Linked DNA regions of Homo sapiens: region 2 is linked to region 1. Evidence: chromatin loops called from intact Hi-C (ENCODE). Cell type or tissue: chondrocyte. All regions are shown on one strand.

The links. Hi-C counts contacts between places; a loop is a spot of excess contacts. Peaks named below come from ENCODE experiments on the same cell type or tissue, not always from the same donor. Only the 100,000 strongest peaks of a DNase experiment are listed, where the experiment ranks them.
Region 2: a loop joins it to region 1, with 4 times the contacts of the local background. A loop is called at or near these places in 7 of 110 quality-filtered maps.

Annotation. Positions count from the first base shown.
Region 1 is chrX:102,514,204-102,522,203 of GRCh38, reverse strand. It overlaps TMSB15A (thymosin beta 15A), which reads left to right and starts at 5,465. Exons shown (of 3, transcript NM_021992.3): 1 at 5,465-5,538; 2 at 7,024-7,140. The coding sequence starts at 7,041. In chondrocyte, CTCF peaks have their summits at 4,503 and 4,702 (motif pointing right); a DNase peak (open chromatin) is centred at 5,653.
Region 2 is chrX:102,860,515-102,868,514 of GRCh38, reverse strand. ARMCX5-GPRASP2 (ARMCX5-GPRASP2 readthrough) reads right to left here. Exons shown (of 19, transcript NR_146584.3): 13 at 3,363-3,473. It overlaps LINC00630 (long intergenic non-protein coding RNA 630), which reads right to left. Exons shown (of 12, transcript NR_146589.1): 4 at 3,363-3,473. Among named protein-coding and RNA genes, the nearest start is that of RAB40AL, 73 kb to the left of the region's middle. In chondrocyte, CTCF peaks have their summits at 4,389 and 4,590 (motif pointing right); no DNase peak of the experiment used is centred here.

The DNA.
Region 1 (8,000 bases):
GATGCTATCTGGTTATTTTGCACACTAGTTGATGCAGTTTCTTCATAGTGTCATTGGTCTTTAGGAATAGTAAGGAGGTCATGGATGGGGCAAAGTGAGTGAGGAAGAGAGTAGATAGATGGGTCAGAGAAATGATGGTGAGCCAGAAAATGTGTTTTTTTTTTTTTTTTAAGGAACGTTGACTCTAACTCTGAGGAGAATAAGGTGCCTTTGCAGGACTTTGAGTAGAGGAGCACCATGATTTGATTTATATTTTTAACATAATCACTTTAGGTTCTATGTTGAGAATACAAAAACTAGGGAGCAAGAGCTGAAGTAGAGAGATCTGCCAAAAACTACTCCAGTTATCCAGATGAGATATGATGGTGGATTAGACTTTATGCATACAAATGGAGATGATAAATGGTTAGATTTTGGATGCATTTTGAGTGCAGCCACAATAATTTCCTGATGGATCGGATGTGTAGTGTAAAAGAAAGGGAGGAATTGAGGATGATATCAAGATTTTTGACATGACCATATGGATGATGGAGTTGCCATCAATTGAGATGGGGAAGGCTGTAGGAGGAGTGGGTTTTGGAGAAAAGATTAGTAGTTTAGTGTGTGACATTTTGCATTTGAGATGTCTATAAGACATCTGAGTGGAGGTGCTGAGTAGGCAGTTGTATATATCAGACTGGAGTTTAGGATGCAGATCTGGCCTGCCGACATGAATATAGAAATTGTTAACATAAAAATGTTTTCTATAGCTACTGGACTGGGAGATATCACCAGGGAAGTGTAGATAGAAATGAGTAGAAGAACAGGGACTGAGTCCTGGGTCACTCCCATTTAAACAGGTCTGGGAGAAGAGGAAGAGCTAGTGAGGATGGATAAAATAGGAGAGTGCAGTGTCCTGGAAGCCATGCAATGTAAGTGAAGTGAGAAGAACTCACTCATCAACTATGCCAAATGCTGCTGATAGTTCAAAATGAGGGATTAAGAATTGACCATTGTATTGAGCCATGTGAAAGCCATTCATGACCTTGACAAAAGTAATTTCAGTTGAGTGGAAGAGGTGAATACCTGATTGGAATATGTTCAAGAGAGACCAGGAGAAGAAAAATTGGAAATAGGCAACTGTTAAAAGAGGATGACAGAGTAGTCACACTGGATATCTGAGGAAATAACTTTCTTGACATACAGAATAGATATTGTAAGGGCCCTAACACAATAGTGAGCATGGCTTGTCTGAGGAATAAGAGGGAGGCCACATCTGGAACAGAGGGAATGAGAAATAGAATAGACAGAGAAAATGGAGGATAAGGAAGGATGATTTTTGGGGATCCTTCTTGATGCTAGATTGATGTAGATAGAAAGCCTAGGGGATTGTGGTCTTAGGTCAGGAGTCCTGGTTCAAATAATGCCTTACACTGAACATGAAAACATATATCATATGTAACTGTAAAAGATTTCCATCAAAGGGGAACAAAGAAATGGGGTAATGGTAGGTAGAAGGATTGAAGTCAAGAATATGTACACATAAAAAGAATGTGTGTATATATATAAACATATACACATATATAATAATGTGTGTATAGACAGATAGGTAGATAGATAGGAAATAAGAGTACAATTGTATCCTGAGAGAAACGATACAGTAGAGAGTACAATATTGATGATGCTAGACATAATGGAGAGAAAGATGGTAGCAACGTCACTGAATTGGTTTGAGAGAAAGAGATCTAGTGGGAAAGGAGGGGAACTTTTAGACAGGAGTCTGGAAATTTCATGTATGATATCAACAGGAAAGTCATATATATGTAGGCAGGTGCAGGTAGGTGAAGTGATGTGGTGGTAGGGTTCCGTGATGGTTAATATTAAGTGTCAACTTGATTGGATTGAAGGATGCAAAATATTGTTTCTGGGTGTGTCTGTGAGGGTGTTGCCAGAGGCGATTAACATTTGAGTCAGTGGACTCGGAGAGGCAGACCCACTCTCAATCTGGGTGGGCACCATCCAACTGGCTGCCAGCGTGGCTAGAAAAAGCAGGCAGAAAGTGGAATGAGCAGACCTGCTGAGTCTTCCGGCCTTCATCTTTCTCCCTTGCTAGATGCTTCCTGCCCTCTAACATCAGACTCCAAGTTCTTCGGCTTTTGGACTCTTGGACTTATACTAGCGGTTTGCCAGGGACTCTCGGGCCTTTGGCCACAGACTGAAGGCTGAACTGTTGGCTTCCCTACTTTTGAGGTTTTGGGACTCAGACTGGGTCACTACTGGTTTCCTTGCTCCTCAGCTTGCAGATGGCCTATTGTGGGACTTCACTTTGTGATCATGTGGGTCAATTCTCTTTAATAAACTCCCTTTCATATACATATATCCTATTAGTTCTGTCCCTCTAGAGAACCCTGACTAATATAGGGTCTGTGGAAGTGTTCTTCTGAGGGCTACACTTTTCTAGTATAAATAGAAAGCAAGAGAAGAGTTGGGATGGAGAGGTGGTATAGAGAGTTTGATGGGAGAGAAGCTATGAAGTAGTAAGTTAAAATAGTCAGAAAGTTAAGGACCAGAAGGTCTAAAGAATGAGTGCCTATTAATATTAAGAGTCTGATTTAAGTTAATAGTCATGAATTTAAATTGAAATGAGTCATGTAGTTATGTATTTTCCTTTGGCCAGATTTCTCTTTGTAGGCTCAGGCTTGTTGAAGTGTAGTTGAATTTAGCCAGGGTTGTTATTTTTCCTATGAAGCAATACAAACTGAAAAGGCAGGACAGTGGAGGGTATATGTAGATAAGTGATTGTAAAGACTGAACATGACATTTGAGCTAGGGAAGGAGGGGAGAGAATACAATAAAGGGAAGAAGAGATAGTGAAAATCTGATAAGATCAATGCATTGGAGATTCTGGGGAGACCAAAAGAAAGGTGCAAAATGAGTTAGCTGAAAAGAGAGGAGGTTATGGTCAGAAAGAGGGATGTTTAAAATTGAGATTATGGAGGGTTTCCCATAATTATAGTGACAAGGGCTAGACTATGGCTGTGTGAGTAACTGAGGTGGAGTTGAGGACGATGTTATGGGGGAGAAATGTTCAAGGAACTGAAAACGCCAGTTTGTCAGAATTATCATTCTTGAATTTACCAAGAATTAAAGCAGGACAACTACCTTTGAGAATGACTGTGTTGTAGGAGCTAAAATTTTTGAAAAATGAGTGGGGAATAGTTGAATTTTTATTTTTTATTTTTTATTTTTTGAGACAGAGTCTCACTCTGTCACCCAGGCTGGAGTGCAGTGGTGCTATCTCCGCTCACTGCAAGCTCCGCCTCCCGGGTTCACGCCATTCTCCTGCCTTAGCCTCCCGAGTAGCTGGGACTACAGGCTCCCACCACCACGCCCAGCTAATTTTTTTTGTATTTTTAGTACAGACGGGGTTTCACCGTGTTAGCCAGGATGGTCTCGATCTCCTGACCTTGTGATCCGCCCCCCTCGGCCTCCCACAGTGCTGGGATTACAGGCGTGAGCCACCGCGCCCGGCCGGGAATAGTTGAAATTTGTTATATGTCAACAACAAAGGCTAGTCAATGACATAAGTTGTCAAAAGCTGGAAGTTTTTAGGGGGGTAGGAGGGGAATTGCTATCTAAAGACAGCAATGAGAAGCAGCAAAGTCCCTTACATAAGCTTTAGGATCTGTGGTACAGTGGTGGTAGGAGTGAAAAATCATCTGCTCCTCATGAGTGGGCTTCAGGGGATCTGGAATCCTCATGGAAGGGGAAATTCAGAGAAGAGGCTTAAAATATGGAGGAATTACCGAGGGTGTATTGTGTTTTATTAGTAGAGGAGCGGTGAGAAAAGTGAACTAAAGAGCGGATGTGGACACAACCTTATGGCAGTTAGAATATAGGAGTTGAAGGGTGTCTTGGGGTGACTCGCACAAATGGAGATAAATGTCATCATTAGATAAGTTCTAATGATTCAAGGCAGACCAGGGTGGCAGGATTTTGAGGTTTGGGCTATGGAGGGGTGGTTGTCTGGAGCTTCCTGTCAACCCCAAGTGAAGTAAGGGGTGTGGTCTTAGCCTTGGATCACTTGTTCAAACAATGCTTCATTTTGCTCCTGGAAACAGAAATCACATTAATCTGTAATGACAGAAAAATACGCTGAAAGCTACACATCACATTCAGGATAGGACTACCCCTGGGCAAGTGGGAGGGGGAATGGAAATGAAGTGAAGGTCAAGGAAACCTCAATTTTTTCTGTAACGCTTTTAGTCCTTAAAAGAAAGACAAAGTAAGTATACCTAAATGTTAACAACATTGAAATCTGTGTAGTGAAAACACTGGTGTTTATTATATTTAATGCCAGGAACACTGTAGGTACTCAATGAATATTACTTGTTGAATGAGCATATCTTTCTGTTTTAAAAGTTTCTCCAACAAACATACACAATTCTCAAATTAACACAACGTGCTACAAAAGCAAAGAAAAGGGAATGAAGTAAGCTGGGGAAGCCTTGAGAAATCCTTGTGGAAAGAGTGACTTTCGATCTATATAGATCTATACCACCACACATGGGGTGCAAGCTAAAGACATAGTTCTACCTCCATCTTACCTTAATGCTCTAAGGTTCTGGGTGAGTATCCAGAAAATGATCTTGAACGTTTAGTCCTTTCAAGTAAATACCGAATCCTCAATTTTCTCTTCCAACAGACACTGGGTGGTGCTATTGTCCAAAACTTCCACCCATCACGTATTTATTACTTCAATCTATAGACATCTCCACAACCAATGTGTCTTGTGGGCCAAAGTGCTAGGGATTAGGGATATAAAGGTGAATAGCCTCAGTTGTTCTGTGATTATTATAAACTGCTATCGTGTTCAGTGGCCGAGAAAGCTGCGAATGTGACTTTTACATTTCATAGGAGAGCACTACTGTCACAGAAATGTCCAGTTGTAGGGGTGAATGGCCCTGAACCACCCACCCTCACTATGAGCACCCCTACTCCACGACCTGGCCAAGGATTAGAGCAGACAACACCGAGCCCCACTTCCAACCTACTGTTAGGTTATCACAGCATCCTTGGGCCCCAATGGCTATAAAAAGCCGAAAGAGCCTAAATACCGGTCATTCAGCTTGGACCTCGGAGTTCCAGATGTTCTAAGCTCACTGGGCGAGATGTGTCTGCTTATTGCAGAGGCCTCTGTTATTGTGAAAGAGTGAGTGTAGTCAGGATGAAGGGTATGTGGACCCTCAGGACTAAAGCAGTGGAAGAGGCCTGGGAGGTGGGGCCTGGGGAGGCGGGGTCGGCTCTGACTTCACCAAGCCCCGATCCTAGAGGAGAGGGTGGACGCGGGCTCTGTACACTCAAGCGGAGGAGGGGAAGGGCGGGGTGGGGGGGGGGGGGTGGCGAGCCCGGAAACCTTTGGCCAATCAGAGAGGGCTGGGGCGGGGCCTGCTGGGTGGCTTAGCACTGCAGGGCTCTGCGCGGGAACGCTAACCTGGTCCGGAGCGAGTCTGGGTCTCAGCCCCGCGAACAGCCTTTCACGAGTCTTCAAGCTTTCAGGTGAGGACCTGCGGCCTCGCAGGAGCCAGAGGACCATGGGGATGGGAAGGCGTCAGGGTTGCGAGGCGGGGGATGCCGCGCCTTCGGGAGCCAGAGGAGCCGAGGTTGGGGCTGGCGCTTCGCGTCTGCACCGCCGCCCGGGCGAGCGAGTCCGCGCCTTTGTCTTCCAGGGGGCCGCCTTCTGCGCTCGATGCCGAGCCCTCCTGGGGGCCGGTCCCTGGAAACAAGGCCCCGGGGTTGGGAGGCGGGGAGCGCGGACCCTTAAAGGGACCTGTCCGCAGTAGCTGCAGGTCGGAGGCTTAGAGGATGAGGAGTTTGGAGGCCGCCCGGAATGGGCCCCCTGGGGCTTGGTCCTCATTCCTTCTCCTCCCGTGGCCGTTAGGCTGGGCGCCAGAAAAAGCTAATAGTTATTTTTAAAAGTATGCAAACTGCTCTTGACAGACTGGCCTACGCACCCGGCCCTGCTATTATTTATTTGTTAGTTCCAGTTTTCCAGCTCTGAGCTTGGCGTCTAATGGCTTGGCAGAGGAGGGTCTTAGGGTAAACTCGACGGAATGGAGGCATGTTCGGCACTTCTGGCTGCTTGGGGGCCTCTCCATTCTACCCCAAGCACTAGACATAGTATCTTACTGCACGAGGGTGGGGCTGGGCTTGCGAATGAGAACTCTGCCCTCCGATTTCTGGGATATCCTATTGTCTCTTCTGGACAAACTCGGGACGCTTACAGGGCACCAGGCATTTCGTCAGGTCCACAGCCATGCACCTCTAAGCCTCATCTCTTTACCTCTCTCTTTGCAGAGAAAACATGGTGAAACAAGACTCGCTTTTATTTGGTTTATCCCATTCTGCTGAAGTCCTGGGTTTGATCCTAGTTAGCTGTCCCTTCTTACAACGTTTATACACCAATGCCACAAGGAGCTATTATGAGACGTGTATTGTAATGCCTTAATGTACTGTCATCTTTGGGCATTTAAAATAGAAAGAAATTAGTACAACTTATGCCACTCTTTTTTTTTTTGTGCTGCTCCCCGTCTCCTAAAAAAAAATGCCAAAAAACAAAAGTAATTTAATAGAAAGTGAAGATGCTCGAATAGTGCTATCTCCTGTTACAAAATCATTAACTGGTTAAAGCCAGTCTTTATTTTTTATTCTGTCCCTGTCTGCTCTTGTGCTTCTATCACCTCCATTTTACCCTTGCTGTGATTTTAAGAGTCAGACATATTGGCTCTGGGTTTCTGGAGAATCTTGGTTTCTGGTGCGTTCTGATCCAACGGCATTTACTGCATATCAAAATGGGCTAATGATGTGGAGTTAAAATTATTCTAACAAAAATATAACTTTTCTAAGATCTGTTGCTGTTTTTCTGTTGAAAATGAGCGGGTAGAATATACATTGATATGAAATATGAAAATTTTTGCTTGTGACCCCTTAGTCCGAAGACAGTTCTGCCAGGTAAGTTTTCTTAAAAATGTTTATTCTTTTCAGGCTATCTTCTAGTCAAGATGAGTGATAAGCCAGACTTGTCGGAAGTGGAGAAGTTTGACAGGTCAAAACTGAAGAAAACTAATACTGAAGAAAAAAATACTCTTCCCTCAAAGGAAAGTAAGTCATGGGGGGTTCTAGTGGAAACACACAGTAGAGAAAGTTAATAGGTTCAGTAAATAAACCTATCTTCTAGTAAATTTTTGCCACAAAGTAAGCAATAATTAGAGTACCATGGTGTTTAATGTAACAGTTAAAAACATCAAATAGTCATCTTCCTACTTGGGTTATATAAGTAGTTCTCACATAAGTCTTAATAGGAATGGGGGGGAAAACTAGTTTCTTGTTGGAAAATTACTAAAAACCACCTTAAAAATCAATCTTGGAATATTGGATTTAGCACTAGAAAAATCTTAGTTTTGTTCACTTTATGCTTATTAGACATTTTTCTGCATCCATCAGTTTGGGTCAGTGGTCTTATACCTAAAGATCCATGCAAACTTTGCAGTTTTGGCCTTCTCTACCTGATGATGAGATAAAGACAATGAACAAGTTTAGATCTTGGGTGCACGTAGGGCTCACAGACTCAAGGGATAAGTGATCAGTTTTGCCCTCCAGAAATACAGCCTTCTGGAGAAACTCCAAGTGTTTTTGCAAAAGTTGAGGGGAACTTTTTGTCTTGTTAGCTTTGAGAGTTCCAAAGTTAGTCAAAATTGTCTGAAAAGGTATAACTTCCTAGTTGTATATGGATAGATAAATCCGAAGAAATTGCTTCGTATCTCAGTCTTGAATCATCTAAGAAAAAATGGCAACAGCATGTCTCTATCTCTTAAATGGGAGAAAATCCTCCACAGTTATAGATTGTAGTGAATATTCAGGTAGTTAACACACACACATACATGCACACACCCTAATGTGAGGATTTGTGGTTAATGCCTTGGCATTCTAAATTTAAGGCATGTATGCAGACTTCGATGACT
Region 2 (8,000 bases), 350 kb before region 1:
GTGGGGGCCAATATTCAACATTCTTAAAGAAAAGAATTTTCAACACAGAATGTCATATCCAGCCAAACTAAGCTTCATAAGTGTGGGAGAAATAAAATACTTTACAGACAAGCAAATGCTGAGAGATTTTGTCACCACCAGGCCTGCCCTACAAGAGCTCCTGAAGGACGCGCTAAACATGGAAAGGAACAACCAGAACCAGTCACTGCAAAAACATGCCAAATTGTAAAGACCATCGATGCTAGGAAGAAACTGCATCAACTAATGGGCAAAATAACCAGCTAACATCATAATGACAGGATCAAATTCACACATAACAATATTAACCTTAAATGTAAACAGGCTAAATGCCTCAATGAAAAGACACAGACTGGAAAATTGGATAAAGAGTCAAGACCCATTGGTGTGCTGTATTCAGGAGACCCATCTCACGTGCAAAGGCACACATAGGCTTGACATAAAGGGAAGGAGGAATATTTACCAAGCAAATGGAAGCAAAAAAAAAGCAGGTGTCAGTTTATTTTTGATGAGTTTAATCTAATTGGCTGCATATTTTGTGACTTATTTATTTATATTTAGTACTATCTTTTCGAGATTTTTTTTTTCAGTCAATAAATTTAGACTTTGCACTTCTAACTAGCTTGATACAGCTCCAGACAAAGCTAAGAGTCTAGGTAAGCAGTCAATCTGGTTGTGGATTGTATCAGAAAAATGACTTTAGCAACTTATTTAGAGAGGCTATGCTCAGGTTCCCGCATCCATAAAAATTGGTATAATAACACTCATTCCCCTTTTATTTTGCAGACATCATAAAAATACATAAGATAATTAAAGGAACCCAAATATATGGGAATAAACATATAAACCTGAGGTAGGACTGTTATTATAATGATGATAAACAATGAGCATATTCAAATTCTGAGTAATTAATACAAACTGTCCAAGACCATTTTTAAATATTGCATGCATATGGCAACTTGGAAAGCAAGAAGGAATCACAAGCTGGGCTATTGGGAAAGTTTGAGAGTCCTAATCCTGCCAGAGGCACTGCAAGGTGTAGTCACTTGCAACATTCCTGTCTGACAGCTCCCAGGTGACTAGATAGATTTGTGTCTTTCCCACCAGCCTGTGCTGAAAAAGTCTTCCCTGTTATTTAAAAACAGGCATGGTTCCTCTCACTTCTGGTAGGAGCAAAGGCCAGTGGCCTGATGGGACAAATAACCTTTCCTTCTCTGACCCCAGAAAATATCCATATTAATTGGAATTGAATATTGAAATGTACCACCTTTGCATACGTCTAAAACTTGCAGCCTCTGGCTTCATTATGAGTCAGATGCCAAATGGGAAAGATAGTGGGTGGGTCCTGAAACAAGGCTTTGAGTGTTTTCTGCATCTCTGTGAGCAGCCAGGCTTTCTACTGCTTGTACCATTAAAGTTGAATATAAAACTGTCATTTAAAAGAAAGAGTGCCAGAGCATCTCTTTCCTTCCCCACTGTATTGTGGGTCCATTGACACTTCCATAGAGCTTCGAAGTCCCCTTTCTGACAAGGTTTCTCTTCCAATTATTTTCTTCTTCTTCAGCTTTGAATTTATTCTTGTTCATACTTATCTCAGTTGCAATTTTTCATTTATCTGCAGGTTTATTTGATTAGTGCCTTCCTTGCCAACCAAAGAGTAAATTAGAATAAATCAGGGGCTATATTTATTTTTACTAGGGCTGCCATATTTATCACAGACAAACAAGTAAACAAATAAAATAAAAAGTTACAGGACACTCAGCTAAATTTGAATTTCAGATAAACATGGAATAATTTTTAGTATAAGAATGTTGTTTATCTAAAATTCAAATTTAACTAGGAATCCTGTATTTTATCCTGCAACATTTTTAGTCACAGTTTACCTTCAGGGCTTATCATAGTATTAAGAACATTGTAAGAGTTCAATTAAAATGTCTTGAATGGATGAATGCCAGATTGCAGGGAGGAAAGTATCATAACATCTTAGACAGTTGCAAATACATAAGATTGCATACTTGTATACTTATAATCCATTTCCAAAAACACTTCCTTAAAGTAAATTTTCAAAAGCCAGGAACAACCCATAGAGCTCATAGATAAAACTTTTGCAGAGTAGTAGTCAGTAAAAATGTCATACCACAATTCCACCATCAACATATTTTCGATTCTCCTGATATCTATACAGAAAAGGTAACAAAAAATCATATACACATCACATAATTAACTAAAAACCAAATTTGAACCAAAAAGACTCTCTTCATTTTTTACAGTGTTGATTGAAATACAGTAGGCAAAACTTACAAAATATGTAGTTGTAAGTAGAAACATTCACTAGAGATCAAAGGGTGTAGAAATAGCCAGGAAAACTGGCAAATAACCCTCATAAGGTTTTGAGTGTACCTCAGATATTGTTCTTTGTCATCATTGCTATAATTGTTTGACCTAATTGCTGTCTATAAATTAAAAAGCAGATTATTGTCTTCTCAGACCGTTTTCATGTTTCTCTTTTCTTTCATTAATTTCAACAAATACTGAATGTCTATTGTGTGTAAGACAATGTCTAAAACAAAATAAAAATCCGTGTACATATGAAAAAAAAATATGGTACTGACCTGGTCTTCTGTTGTACCACAGTAATGACCAAACGTTTTCATACAAAAGAATTGATGCATATGTTTTACATAAAAATGAATGCATATAGGGCCGGGTGTGGTGGCTGACGCCTGTAATCCCAGCACTGTAGAAGGCCGAGGCAGGCGGATTACGAGCTCAAGAGATGGAGACCATCCTGGCCAACATGGTGAAACCTCGACTATACTAAAAATACAAAAAATTAGCTGGGCGTGGTGGTGCGTGCCTACAGTCCTAGCTACTCAGGAGGCTGAGGCAGGAGAATCGCTTGAACCCAGGAGGCGGAGGTTGCAGTGAGCTGAGATCACACCATTGCATTCCAGCCTGGCAACAGGCGATACTCCGTCTCAAAAAAAAAAAAAAAAAAAGAATGCGTATAAAGAGTGCCTGTGTCCTAGCCCTTCTGCCTCTGTCCTGTAAGTCCAAGCAATGATCATTCCTCTTCCCCCTTTCCCTCATCGCTACATCAGGATGTGCTTGTGTACAAAATTTGATTGCATCTGATCACTTCCACGTCTTCCAATTGTGGCAATGGCATGACAGCAGGTCCATGACGGAGTCCAGGACCCACCCTATGTGATAGGATGTCAGCATTAACTAATTTCTTCAGTCCTCTGTGGCCGACCTCACATGCCTCCCCTTGGGGAGTTTAAATGGCACAACTCTATGTGTGCCACTATGTCAATACATATCAAAGGGTACACACCACTTACATAAACAATTTCCCTTGTAGAAATTCATCTTCAGAATGTAGTGAAGAATGTTGATAAGCATCTGGTTATAAGGACTGCCATCCTGATAATTCTCTTTTGTCACTTCTGAGCCTGAATTTGGGAAGAGAAACCAAATGAGACACAAACCCACAAAAGGGCAGAGGGAAATGTGGTTGTCAGCATACACACACACACACACACACACACACACTCACTCACACAAACTGAGACATTTATCATGTTGTGTTATATTTCTCCTAAGACAGCTTGCTGGACTCAAGGAAGACACATTCAACTCACTAGCGCAAATAGCCACAGGAATTGTGCCTGTAACTGTGCCCTTCAGCAGTGCACAGACTCTGAAAAGATGCCATCCACACAGTGTAGATAATAGGAAATATCAGGACAGTCTGAATAACAAGAAGTTGTGAAAATTGATTATGTTACATCCATAGGATGGAATTCCAGAAGGCAACAAAAACGAGTTATAATGAAAGTAATGATGAGAGATGACTTCTTGTGTACCAAATTAATGATTCTCATTATTTCTAATGTGTGGAGAACTAGGTACTTTCATACTGTGATATAGGCAATATAAATTAGTAATAGTATTTTGAATTGATTATTAATATAAAATGTTATAGTTCAAAGGGTTTTAAAATGAAACTTTTAGGAACTTACTATAAATAAATGCTTACAAACATATTTGCATATACACGAGCATGGCGTTAAGTACATTATTTTCGGTCATAGAAATGGTAAGGGAACTAAATTTTCATTGCTATAATACTAGTGAAATAAATTTGAGGGTATCCACACAATGAAATACATAGTCCAAAAAAAAAAAGTGAGATTTTGTGTTTAAGTATTTTAAGATGTTATCACAGACGTATATTTCCATGAAAAGATGGTTATAATAAGGGCAAACTTGGGTTACAAAGATAATAAAAGATCTGCATCCATTTTAGCTTACCCAGGTCTCCAGCTATTTATCCATATGTCTCAAAGCATTTAAAATATATATTTATTATTCTGACATAGTTTTCTCTTCCACATAGTAAAAGGCTCCATTTTTTTAATGGAGGCTGTCAGTATTCCTACACACTGGGAATGCCCAATTTTCCACTCAGACTTCTAGAAAACTCTGTAGGGCGGGGCTTGGGCCACAACTCCTCCCTCCCACTTTCCTACTGTGATGTTCAAGCTGCATGCAGTTCAGGCTTCAGTCACGAGGGGGCACCACCGTACCACCATTGTCAAACTTCTCCACAGACGTGTTTGCATGGAGCAAAAAAAAAATACCTCACTTAAAACCCAGGGTATGAATTTACATATAGAATGACTCTAATTCTGTCAGAATAAAATTGATAAGTGTAAAAGAAGACAGTAAAATCCTCTACTCTGGGGCATCCATAAGATGAAACATGAGATACCTCTGGTGCACACTGGCAGCCCGTGGCAGGCAGAATTATTGTAATTTGGTATATTTTTGAAAGTTTAGTGACTATGTATATTGCATTTTATGTGAATTATCTGTTCATATCTTTTGATGATTTCTCTACTCATTATTAAGACTTCTTCCATATCAAGGATATTATGTATTAACCATTCGAAATACTAAATATAGATAGCAAATAAACATATGAACTAGTGAAAGACTATACAATTTCTGTGTTTAAAAGCAATACAACAGAATTGAACACAAATGAGCAAAGACATCAATCATATCAATAACAATAAATTGGCTTAACTCATCTATTAAAAGTATTTCAGATTGCCTATTGAAGAAAAATCCAAAGCTGTGCTTTTCCAAGTGATACACGTAAAACAAACGTATTCATATAGGTTAAAAATGTAAGGATAAATATATACTAGGCAGTTGACAATATAAAGAAAGTAAGGGTTACAATCTTGATAATTAAAAGAAAAAAACTGAGACCAAAATGGATTTAAAGAGACAAAAAAACACAGTTGATAAAGTCAAAGGCTACAATTCACAAGGAAGATGGGAGCTACTCATATATGCAGTCATGTGGTAAAAATATTGATAGAGCAAAAACTACAGTAGTGCAAAGAGAAGTAGGAAGAAGCACACCATTTAATAATAGAAATTCTACCACATTTCCTATAATCCAAAAACGTTCAGGTGGAGAAAAATTTAACAACTGTAGAGAAGACTTAAGCAACATAATTCCAAGGGTAGATCTTACAGATACACTTATTCTAAATTGTGAAGCCTAATATTAGGCAACACACCTACTTTTCATATAAACATGGATCATTCATGAAAATTGACTCTATCTGAGGCTATTAAACAAAACTTGCACCCAAATGGAAATAGATTAAAGTTGCAGAATTTGGTGCATATAATCATAATGAAAACAGAGGATGTACGAATTTAGCTAGAGTTGCTATCAGAGGCTATTTTAAAGCATTAAATACCTATATCAATAAAAATGAAAATGAGTTAAACATTCAATTCAGAAAGCCTGATAAAGAACCACAATGTAAACTAAAAGAATGCAGACAAAAAGAATACTTAATGGTAAAATTAGAAGTGAATATGTAAAGAAATAACATCTCAGCACAGTTGGGATGAGAAGGAAGCAAACATTGGTGCTGTGAATAATGTGTCAAAAACTGTGCTGGGATCTGGAGGAGGGTTTCCTCTTGAACTCCTCACAATGCTCTCTTGAGTATAAGAATCAAGTTTGTGTGTGTGTGTGTACATATAGACATATAATGTTAAATTAGCTAGTTGGAGGACAAGAACACCTATAGTATTAATGTGTGTGTGTGGTTGTATGAAGACAAATATGCAAAAGAATACTATATTTTGTCTAGGGACGCTCTCATATGTAGTAAAGTAATAAAAAAAAAAGTGGAATAAATACCGCATTCTGGATATTGATTATTTCTAGGAGTGAAGAAAGGGTCATGGAGGAGTAAAGTTTTTCTTAACTTGGATTAATTTTATAGTTCTCTATACTTTTTATCTGAAATATTTCATAAGTAGCAGGGGTTTTAAGGGATATAGTGTTTTTTTCATAAGTATAATCCATACTCAGCAAAGGCTTAATATTGGGCCAAGTAGTGAAGTTAAAAATACCAGTCCCATCATAAACTGGGCGCAGTGGCTCACGCCTGTAATCCCAGCACTTAGGGAGGCCAAGGCAGGTGGATCACTTGAAGCCAGGAGTTCGAGACCACCAGCCTGGCCAATACAGCAAAACCCGTCTGTACTAAAAATACAAAAAAAAAAAAAAAATTAGCTGAGTGGTCAATATGTTACATGTATGCCATTTCCAATCAGATGCATTGTTTAAGAACTGAGGCTGATCAACTGGTAAAGGGTTCAGTGGGAAGCAAATCTGGGGCAAGGCACGGTGGCTCCTGCCTGTGATCACAGAATTTTGGGAGGCCGAGGAGGGAGGATTCCTTGAGCCCAGGAGTTCAAGATGAGCCTGAACAACATAGTGAGGTTCCATCTCTACCAAAAAAAAAATTAAAAATTAGGCAGAAGTGGTGGCACACGGCTGTAGTCCCAGCTACTCAGGATGTCAGGTGTCTCACACCTGTAATCCCATCTACTCGGGAGGCTGAGGCAGGAGAATCAACTGAACCCGGGAGGCAGAAGCTGCTGTGATCCGAGATCACGCCACTGCACTCCAGCCTGCGTAACACAGCAAGACTCTGTGTCAAAAAAAAAAAAATTAATCCTATCATGGTTGAAATTAACATTGGGCTATGTTCTTTGGGATTTATTTTGTGTATACGTGTATGCACATGCACACTGTACATGCATTACATATACAACTCATATAATAATTAAAATACCATATGTATAGTTTAGTACCCTGTATTTTTTGTTATTTTAGTTTTCCTTTTACCTTAAGTACTAACATGTGGATGAGGCATTCTGGTTAAATTACAAGGTAAAAGATATGATACAACTTTGCTTTTTTTTTTTTTTTAAGGTTCTTGCTCTATCACCCAGGCTGTAGTACAGTGGTGTGATCACAGCTTACTGCAGACTTGACTTCCTGGGCTCAAGCAGTCCTCCCACCTCAGCATCCTCAGTAGCTGGGACTACAGCCATGTGCCATCACTCCTGCCTAATTTTTAAAAATTTTTTGTAGAGATGGGATCTCACTATGTTGTTCAGGCTCATCTTGAACTCCCAGGCTCAAGGAATCCTCCCACCTCGGCCTCCCAAAGTTCTGTGATCACAGGGAGGAGCCACCGTGCCTTGCCCCAAATTTGCTTCCCAATTAACCCTTTACCAGTTGATCCAGCCTCAATTCTTAAACAATGCATCTGATTGGAAATGGCATACAGGTAACATATTGAATAATATGATATGTTTGGGTCTGCTCATGAGATTTCTATAGACTTCCTTTAATCTATATATCAAACACTGTCCAACAGTTAATTCATTATAGGTTCATGAAACATAATACCTGGCCATGTATTCCTACTCCTATTATTCACCCTTTTGATAGTTAAAATGAATAATAATAAAATATGCTAACAATTATAGGGTATATAGTATTAATAGATAAATTGCTTACTATAGATCATACAACCAAAAAGTGATGGTTCCCAGGGTCAAATTCAGAAACTTCTTGCCCCAAAGCC